Linked DNA regions of Homo sapiens: region 2 is linked to region 1. A link is a contact called in ENCODE Hi-C or POLR2A ChIA-PET data. All regions are on one chromosome and are shown on one strand. Each heading gives the region's core, a stretch centred on a gene start or an enhancer-like site at or near the end of the contact. The rest is flanking DNA. Distances are from core to core; before and after follow the strand shown. Region 1 holds the start of PPP2R1B (protein phosphatase 2 scaffold subunit Abeta). Region 2 holds the start of DIXDC1 (DIX domain containing 1).

The links. A loop is a pair of places that touch in the nucleus more often than their neighbours do. ChIA-PET counts read pairs that join two places held with the same protein, here RNA polymerase II (POLR2A). Pooled maps may share reads with other maps.
Region 2: a loop to region 1 is called in a map of naive thymus-derived CD4-positive, alpha-beta T cell, with 2.8 times the contacts of the local background. The contact joins the promoter of DIXDC1 here to the promoter of PPP2R1B in region 1. A Hi-C loop is called at or near these places in 7 of 168 maps with a recorded cell type or tissue (B cell, CD14-positive monocyte, CD4-positive, alpha-beta T cell and 3 more), 9 of 37 single-sample maps with no recorded cell type and 17 of 50 pooled maps. POLR2A ChIA-PET finds 5 or more read pairs at or near these places in 11 of 52 experiments (CD4-positive, alpha-beta T cell, CD4-positive, alpha-beta memory T cell, HCT116 and 6 more).

The regions. Positions count from the first base shown.
Region 1 is chr11:111,764,524-111,769,137 of GRCh38, forward strand. It overlaps PPP2R1B (protein phosphatase 2 scaffold subunit Abeta), which reads right to left and starts at 1,866. Exons shown (of 15, transcript NM_002716.5): 1 at 1,725-1,866; 2 at 771-861; 3 at 282-382. The coding sequence starts at 1,838. It also overlaps a transcript of ALG9 not described here. RefSeq lists enhancers at 892-1,795, 1,682-1,861, 1,882-1,931.
Region 2 is chr11:111,934,048-111,938,860 of GRCh38, forward strand. It overlaps DIXDC1 (DIX domain containing 1), which reads left to right and starts at 3,296. Exons shown (of 20, transcript NM_001037954.4): 1 at 3,296-3,512. The coding sequence starts at 3,453. RefSeq lists a silencer at 3,073-3,172.

The DNA of each region.
Region 1 (4,614 bases), core at 616-3,115:
GGGGAACCATAAAAACAATCAAACCCTTTTTCTCCCTACATCTAAACTAATAAGTCTACAGACGCAGAAAAGGAGGACGAAGTTCTCTTATTTACAGAAAAAAAAAAAAGGAGTTGAGTGCAAAGTGCCTACAGTACTTATTCTCTCAATGACTAACATTATGACTATCTGCCCATAAAAAGATCTGCATAAAAAATGCTGCAGTGTGTCTATCACCAAACAATGTATCATTTATACTGCAAAAGTTGTAGAAGGAGGGTAGGCAGCTTATAAATACTCACCAGCAGACAGTGGGCAAAGTCAGGACCTCCCACTAGGCCAGTGAAATTTCCCAGCTGCTCAGCAAGAGCTAATAGTACCTCATCTTCATCATAAATTGTATCTGGAAGTGACAACAACAGGACTCATCAACATGGATAGCTCTCCCACAGCTGGACACTGACACAAAACTAGGAACAGATTCACTATGCGACCAGGAAGGTGACCCAGTCAAAATCCTAACAGCATTTTCTTTCTTCTCAACCGTCTTCCTGTATCTGCTTTGCACAACGAATTAGAAATTCATACTCCCGTATCAATTACTTTCAATAGCTAAATGGTTGATGTTTGAATATATCTAGCCACAACTAACAATATACTCTGTTCTGTTTCTTTTGCACAAAAAACACCTGGCTCATTTTAATGTGGGTAATAAACTCTAAAAAAGTCAGTGTTGAAAGCTACTGGAAAATGGAATGTCCCTACCTTTCTTTAAACAAAGATTCACATACCTGTAAGAAATGGCAACAATTCACTTCGGGTCCTTTCTACTCCAAGTGCTAGGGCAATTGTTGATAACTTCTTAATACTGTTGAGTCGGAGCTTCAGAAAAGAAAGTAGAAAGAAGAACAATGTAAAGAAACGGCTGAATTTAGATCAAAAGACAAAAGGTGCTAACAGGTGAAATTATGACACAGGGGTAAGAATGAAGATAACCTTTCATTTAGATTTTACTGTTAAGGAAGCTCATAAGGACTTCCAAAAAGAAGTGTAACTCGGCCTCACTAGCCGGCGGAGGATTTCCCAGGAGAAACACTCAGAAGGGACCGGAAGAGAAATGAAGGAAAGACAATACAACACCTAGGAAGTAAGATAATTTTAAAAAGAGAGCACTTTGGCAGTGGTGAAGCAGGTGAAACGGTTGAATACAACACCTGTGGTTTCAAAGAAAAGTTCCCACAGAGCGGATACACTACTCGTCCAGATTAATCGGCCATCCCACCCCCGCTTTCTACCCAACAAGCCGAGCCAGTTCCAAGCCGAGATGAAGGGATCCAGGGGCACTTCAAAGGGCTTCTGGGCATCCTGCGCCCCTCAGCCGCTCCAGCCCCGTCTCGGCCTGGCACCGCGCTTCTCCTGCTCCCTCGCCCAAGAGACGCGGCCACCTCACGGCCCGGATGGGGCGCCCAGGCGGGAAGCGGGTTCCCCGACAACCGCCCGGGAAGGGCAAGGCTCCGGGCGGACGCCTCAGGGGGTCCGAAGCAAGGTTACTAGAGAGGTACCCGGGAGGGTCGGGGCGTGTCACCACAGCCCCTCGCGGAGCATTCCCCGCCTCCCCTTCAAGTTTCTGCTACGAGTCCGACTCATTCAGTACCTCGGCCACCCCCACCGCGACGCAGGCCTTCCCCCTTCTCTACCACGCGACCAGCCGGTCTCGCCTCGGGTCCCCGGCCTCAGTCCAGTACCTGCACGTCTTCATTGCGGAGCTCGTCGATTAAAACCGCGATCGGGTATAGCGAATCATCTCCATCTCCACCCGCTGCTCCTGGGCCGGTCCCGAGCTCTGATGCGCCCGCCATGTTCTTTCTCCTCCTGCTGCTGGTCACCGCCTCCCGCCCCGCGCCCAGGCCCCGCCCCGCGCCCAGGCAGTAGGGACGAAGGCCGCCACGCTGGTTTAGCCGAAGTTGGGGAGCCGCGTTTCTGTCCCGATGATTAAGGCTCCCTTCTGACCCCCACTGCAGGAGTTGTAGGTCTGAACTCAAGAAGACGGGTGGGCTAAGAAAGCGAATGGAACCCCTGCGTCCTTTCCCCAGCCGAAAGAAACAGGGACAGGGATTCATCCAGCTCGTTGTAGTCTGAAGGAGCCAGGAACCTACCTGAATGATCTGCGCTGTGCCCTCTTAAGACTCAGGCGGACCAAAGAGAGTGCCCGAGGCCAGGAGGAAAAAGGCTTTAGCACCTCCCCTGACTTCTTCCTGGCCCTGAGCCACTGGATCTCCAGCCCTAATTTCTCCGCTCAGACTCAAACTTCCACAGAACCCCTCCACCTCTTCCCGCGGCTCTTTCTCCAGAATGGTATCTGGCTCCTGCTCCGTAAGACAAATAACGCGGGCGGTGAGAGAAAATGAACAGTGCTGTCCAAACTCCCCAGTCAATATTTTTTCCACGCAAGCTGTTAAAAACATGCTGCTCTCTTGTTTTTGTGTTTCTTTTCAGTTTGGTACTGGAATGGTGCCTTCTGTTGTATTTTCTTCCTCCCATTTTTTAGCTCTTTAGCATGCTAGAAGTACAACAATGAAGCAAAACTAGGACAAGCTTTAATCCTTCCAAATTGGGTGGGGTGGCTACTTTCTTGAGCAAGAAAACCCAAACTGGCCTCCCTAGACCTCCAAGAGTCCTCAGAGGCAGCAAGGGGAAGAGGTGGAGGTCTGGGAGCTCGTTCTTACAAACCTGAATGGAAAGTTTTCACTTACCCCTGTCAGGGTAGCACAGAATAATTAGAATGTTTTGTTTGTTTTAGACTGGAATTTAAGCAGCTTGGAGTGATAACTACATATGGTGATCACAAGCTCCGAAATGGTAATTCTATGTGCCTGATTAATAAAACTATAAATGCAGTGTAGGAGACAAACTTTTTTAAAACATGGGATTCTGAGGCCGAGGCGGGCGGATCACTTGAGGCCAGGAGTTCGAGACCAGCCTGGCCAACTTGGTGAAACCCTGTCTCCACTAAAAAATACAAAAATTAGCTGGGCTGGTGACGGGAGCCTGTAGTCCCAGCTACTCGGGAGGCTGACATGAGAATCGCTTGAGCCCGGGAGGCAGAGGTTGCAGTGAGCCAGGATCGCACCACTGTACTCCAATCTGGGCGGCAGAGTGAGACCCCGTCTCTAAAATAAATAAATAAATAAATAGCGTTCTTGGAAGTAAGCACAATAGAGCCTTTGAATGAATGAATGAAATAATGAATAAATAAATAAATAAATAAATAAATAAATAAATAAATAAATGGGGTTCTTGGAAGTAAGCACAATAGCTAGAGCCTTTGATAGTAATGAAAGTTTGGGAACCAGCAGACCTGAACAGTTTTTCTCAAATTATGTCTGCGAATGTATTCTCTAGGGTTTTAATTTTATTTTCATTTTCATATTTTTTAGATTTGTATAAGCATATTCTGAATTATTTGGGTGACCACCTTACAACCAAGTATTGCCACACAATTTCAGCACCCACATTTACATGTGTGTTTTAGTGCTGCTTTTATTGTTCTGGGATAATGAGAAAAGAACAGAGGTGGTTTTAAAATGACAATGATACTTTCATGCACAAAATGAAAGCCAAATGCATCATGAGATTGCACTATTTGGTAGTTGTAACAGAAAAATGGTGAGAAAATTAAGATATCAGGAGTCACTTGGTGGCATAGGCATGTTGAACACAAAAGAAGCTGAGCTATAGCAGGCAACACCATAGTAACAATACGACGGATGACAGTTTTAGCAAAATACATCATTTGTCACGTTAAATTACTATAATATTTTTAATTGAATAGTATTCATTTTGTGGTTTCATTTGTATTTAATTTGTAAATTTGTTGTGGTTTTTTTTTAGCTGTGTAAGAACTAGAAATAAAAGCACATTTTTCCTACTTTATATTCGTAAATTTAAATAACCACAGCATAATAAAAACAATTTAGCTAAACATGGTAACGCGTGCCTGTCTTCCCAGTTACTTGGGAGGCTGAGGTGGGAGGATCACTTGAGCCTAGGGGTTCATGACCATCCTAGACAACACAGCAAGACCCCCATCTCTAAAATAATAATAATAATGACTTAACTGAGAGTTTTCAGGATTTTAAAAAATTATTGTGTTGTGTGTGTGTGTGTGTGTGTTTAACAAACAGGGTCTTGCTGCGTTTCCCAGGCTGGAGTGCAGTGGCACAATCATAGCTCACTGTAACCTTAAACTCCTGGACTCAAGCAATCCTCCAGCCTCAGCCTCCTGAGTAGCTAGGACTATAGGCATGTGCCACCACATCCAGCTTCGTGTGTGTGTGTGCGTGTGTGTGTGTGTGTGTGTGTGTGTATGGAGACAGAGTCTCACCATGCTGCCCAGGCTAAAAATGGATTCATATATTTAATACTACCCAACTTGGAGAGACAGAGGGCTAAGAGGTTTTTTTAACTTAGTACTTTACCAGTTAGAAGATCAGAGGGGATTCCTGTAGGCATTGAGAGGAGGAATCTGTTTTCTTATACTTTATGTAAAAAGTCACCTGGGGCAGTGGTGCACATGATGGATCACTTGAGCTCACGGGTTCAAGACCAGCCATGGGCAGCATAGCAAAACCCCAT
Region 2 (4,813 bases), core at 2,046-4,545, 170 kb after region 1:
TCTTATGTAATGTAATGTTGCATTCTTCATATGACAGTATTGCATAATGGTTAAGAACCTGGACTTTGGCTTCACCATTTAGTAGCTATTGGGTCTGTGACAAATTACTTCTCCAAACCTCTCTTTCTTTATATGTAAAAATCCTACTGTTTATGGTAATTGTGACAGTCAAATGAGCTAATACTAAGTGCTGAGTACAGGGTTTGGCACACAGTAAAAGCTCAATTTTGCTATTATTACTGTTATATATAGATATTTGGGTAGCTTTTAGTTTGTGGGGGAAATGTCTGCCATTATTGTCAAAATAATGCAGGACTGAGGAAGCCAGGTATAAGTTCAGAAATCAGGCAGCATGGCAGGGATATGCAGAAAGCAGTTTGCTGGGTTTCTTTGCCTCTGCTTCCAGGCAGAGTGAATGACAGCCCTGCAGCAGCAGAAGTGGTTCCAGCTACCCAGATGGCTTGCAGTTTTCCCACATACAAACACTATGGGATGCCTGATCATTGTCCCAGTTATTCCTAGTTCTTGTAGCTAGCCCTCATACTCTCCCAGCTCTTATGTTGATATTACAACATGGTGGGATCGGGAGGATGGAAGGAATACTAAATGTTAGTGTTGTTTGGAGCTAAAGCTCAGTTCTTCATCTGAGCCACTTTGTAAGGCCAACTAAGATAACTGTGGTGAACATCTCTTCTGAGCAAAAAAAAAAATGGACATTATATGGTCTGACAGGAATTTTGTGCTTTTTCCAAATGTGAGAGGCAGACTATGTAAAATAGTATAATTTTTGGAACACATCTTAATAGTCATATGGGAACAATAGAATGAATATTTTGAAATTGTACTATTTAAATCAAAATTAGATGCCATTAAAATTTTGGTTCCACAGTTGCATTAGCTGTAGTTCAAGTGCTCAGTAGCCACGTATGGCCACTATATTGTACAGCATAGATATAGAACATTTCCATCTTCACAGACAGTCCTAGTGAACACCATTGCTCTAGAATATGTGGTTTGTATAGTTATAGACTTTTAGGGAATAGTGCAATATTGGACCATATGCCTTATAATACATTTTAAAAAATCAATTCACTACAATTCTCTCTTAATTCCTCCAGCATGCTGTGATGGGCAGTGCAAAGAGCACAGGATCAGACCTCAGAGCCCTCTGGTTCAGATCTTAGTTTCCATACTGACTTGCTGAGTGACTGTGAGCACCTCTCCTAGCCTTGGTTGCTTTTTCTATGATATAAGGGACTTGGGCCAAGTAAGGAAGTTGGGCCAAAATGTTTTGGAGCTTTAAAATTCAGTGATTTCATAAGTCTTTTTCCAGAAACACTGAGCTCACAGATCCTACTTTGATCAAAGACTTGTTTGAGAAACGCTGACCTCTGGCATAGATAACTGTCAGCAGGATCTCCCTCTGATGTCTCAATATTTTCTGCTCTGTGTACAAAGCATGAGGGGCTCTCAACCAATCAGGATCCTCTACCCAGGGATCCACCAAGTAGGTACTTTGGTTTTGCATCATTATGCACGTAGATGTATTGCATGCAAGTCTGTGCTGTTGGAAATTTCATGCTTCTCTTTATAAAGGAACTTGTTGAATTGACATGGGTTAGTGACTCTCCGGGGGTGTTACACCACGAAGTGTGGTAGTGTCAAAGGGAGTTCTTGGCAGTTAAATTCCTCAGCTAGATTATGAAGGACAGTGGTCTTTGGACTTGTGGGCTGCTCAGGTTTAGAATGATTTGGTGTCTTAGCTTTTCCCCAGCATTAGCCAGAATTGAACCCACTACATTCAACCAGCAGCTGCCACTCAACACCTGTGCTGGCCCTCTGCCCCCTGCCTGTTGTGGTCAGGGAGATGTGTTCTTTTTCAGAAACATCTTTGTGTTTAGCAGCTTTAGACATTCAGACAAGATATTGCTAGCCTGGCTGCTCTTGGTGGATTTTCTTTTTCTCTAAGGACCTGAAGAGGTCATTAGGTTGAATAAGAGCCATTACTGACTTTTCTGGCTAAGGTACTAATCAGGATTTGAGGAGGAATCTGGGTCTTCCAGAAAATCATAAGTGTAGACTCCTAGATCCTTGAGCTGCCTGTCACTGATTGGCTGCGTCCTTGGACAAGGCCCTGACCTTCTCTGAGCCCTAATGCTCTGTAAACCCTTCCTCTCCATCTGGGATCACGAGGTGGAATGTAAAATGAATGTTTTTTCAGCTTCGAGTTTTCCTATAGAAACAAGAGTTTGCACTGAGTTGCAAATGACTAGTATTCCTAAAAATAAATAATCAAGGCTATGACTTGAATAGCTAGAAACAGCCTAGAATAGCTTTCTGTTTCACTTGAGGAAGCTTTTTACCTCTTTCAAATGCACCAGGACATTTTTGCAGTCTTTATTTTAATTAAAGCCCATTTATTTTAAAACACATTAAAATATGGGTTGTATATTTTAGCAGTTATTTTATAAAGAATGAAATAGGAAAATTTTGGAAAAGGCTTGGTCATCCTTGATGTTTCTGTTGCGATCCTGCGTGATGTTTAGCACTGTTCTATTGAATGTGTTCTGATACCATCAATAACTAAAGTTCTTTTTATCCTCTTTTCCCCCTTTCTTCCTCTGCTCTTTCTCTTTCTTATTTCTTTCCCTTCTGCTTCCTCTTCTTTAGCTTGACCTCACTGTCCAGGGCCCATGTGGAAAAAGGTTGCTGTTTTCGGTTAGTCTGGGGGAAAATCCTATGATTCACTCCCTTTCCCACCCACCTTCTGGTGGGCCGTTTGTGGCCTTAAGTTAGCAGTGTGTGTGTGTGTGTGTGTGTGTGTGTGTGTGTGTTGCGCACCCTCCCCACGGGCACACCCGCCTGCAAGCCTGGTGTGTGTGTGCGCGCGCGCGGCTGCAAGCGCATGCATACGCCAGCCGGGCCGCCTGTTTGTCAACGTGTGTGTGTGTATGTGTGTATGTGTGTATGTGTGTGTGTGTGTGTATGCACACAGCGCGCACATACAGCAGCACGTTTGCCTAAAAGCCGTGTGAGTGTGTGTGTGTGTAGCGCACGCACACACGCCCGTGCTGCGGCCCGGGCGGGGGGGGGGTGTGCGCGTGCGTGCGGGCGTGCAGCGCGCGCCCTCGCCAGCCCGCCTGGCCGTGCGGCTTTCCCGCAGGAAAGCGGGGCTGGGGGCAGCCCGGCAGCGCCGCTCAACCTAGTGCGCGCCCAGTTGTTTCCATAGGAACCGCGACCGCGCCGGGCCCCTCCAGCGGAGGCCCCCGTGCGAGCATGCCCAGTGCAAGCCGCTAGTTTGGCTCCAGTCTAGGTTTCCAGTAAGTGGCATGCGGGACTCCGGAGGGATCCCAATGAGCTGAGCCGAGAGCCTTTGTGTGCAGAGGGAGGAGGAGGAGGCGGCGGCGGCCGCCGGGCTGGAGACCCCGCCCGGGGAGCCCCCAGCAGGAACAATGCTAGCCTGCCTGACCCGAGGGAACTTACTGGACGTCCTGCAGGAGGGCTTCAATGAGGTAACTGTCCTGCTCCTCCCACTCCTCAGCTCCCCTCCCCCAGCGTCTCCCGCCCAGTCTCCGGAAGGGGTCCTCCTCCTCCTCCATCCTTTGGGGACCCCAGAGCAAATCGCCCCCAGAACCCCAAAGGGGCTAAGGTGGTACTTACGGTGCAGATGGGTGAACCAGGAGAAATCAGAAGGGCTGCCTGCCCACAGCTAAGCTGGGCCATGACCTTCCCTGGTAGCTTACCTGAGCCCAAGAGGACAGGACCACAAATTCAGAAATCACCTCCTTCCAGAAGAGGGGGTCTCCATCCTCCCTAGAGCTTCTCTCTCCAAGGAAATCCTCAGGGAATCCCTGGATATTTGGCAAAAGTGCTCATCTATATCAGGAGCTAACCAGCGGAGCCAAGGGAGGGTGGAGTGGTACTGCATTGGTAGAAAGTTTGAGAGGGCAGGGGACTGTAGATGGTCCATGTGAAGTGCCCTCTTCATGTCTGAATCTCTTTCTGAGTGCGGGGCAGTAGATTTCTCTGCAATCAAGGACATGGTTGTCTGAGAGGAGCTACTGAGCGAGAGGGGACCTGGGTCCTGGGTCCAGGGAGCCAGCGCGTGCACCGGTCCATGTGAGAGCAGAGGAACTGGGGCCTCACTCTGACAGGCAAGATGGGCTAGGGCCGACAAGGGGTCATTTCCTCCCCACTTGTTTCTCTTACAATTCTGTTTATTGCATTTGCTTTTCTTGTGACCCAGGAAATTCTGGTTTGGGATGCTTCCCCCTCAAGATTTGCTCCATACGTCTTCGACTGCAGCTAAGCCCTACTCTTGCGGGTTGTCTTAGCCCAGCATCCAGGGAAACCTAGGCTGTTAGTTGTGTCTTTCTTCATTTCTCTCTCGCTCCTTTTCCTTCCATCTCTCTCTTTCTTCTCTCTGTGACTCTCTGAAATTTAAGATTTTTAAAATCAGTTTTTACTCAACATATGAATACATTGTCTTCTTAAATATGAGCATTTGATAGGCAAGACTGAAGTGCCTTTGGCTCCCCCCACCCATTCCAGCCTTTTCTCCAGAAATAACCATTCTCATGAATTCGTGTATAAGATTTTATTTCTCCAGCTGCACTACAGACTCCTTCCTTAATTCCTGTTTCTAATTAAGAAGCTCTGCAGCCTGACCTGCCACAGAACCCTCCCCTGGTCTGGCCCCCGTGCCCTAGCGTTGTTCCTAACACAGAGGAAAACTGCAGAAATGCTGTCCCAACCTAACCGAGTTGGAATTTTCCTTTGGCCAAGGGGTGTCACAACCTTCACTGAAGGGCGG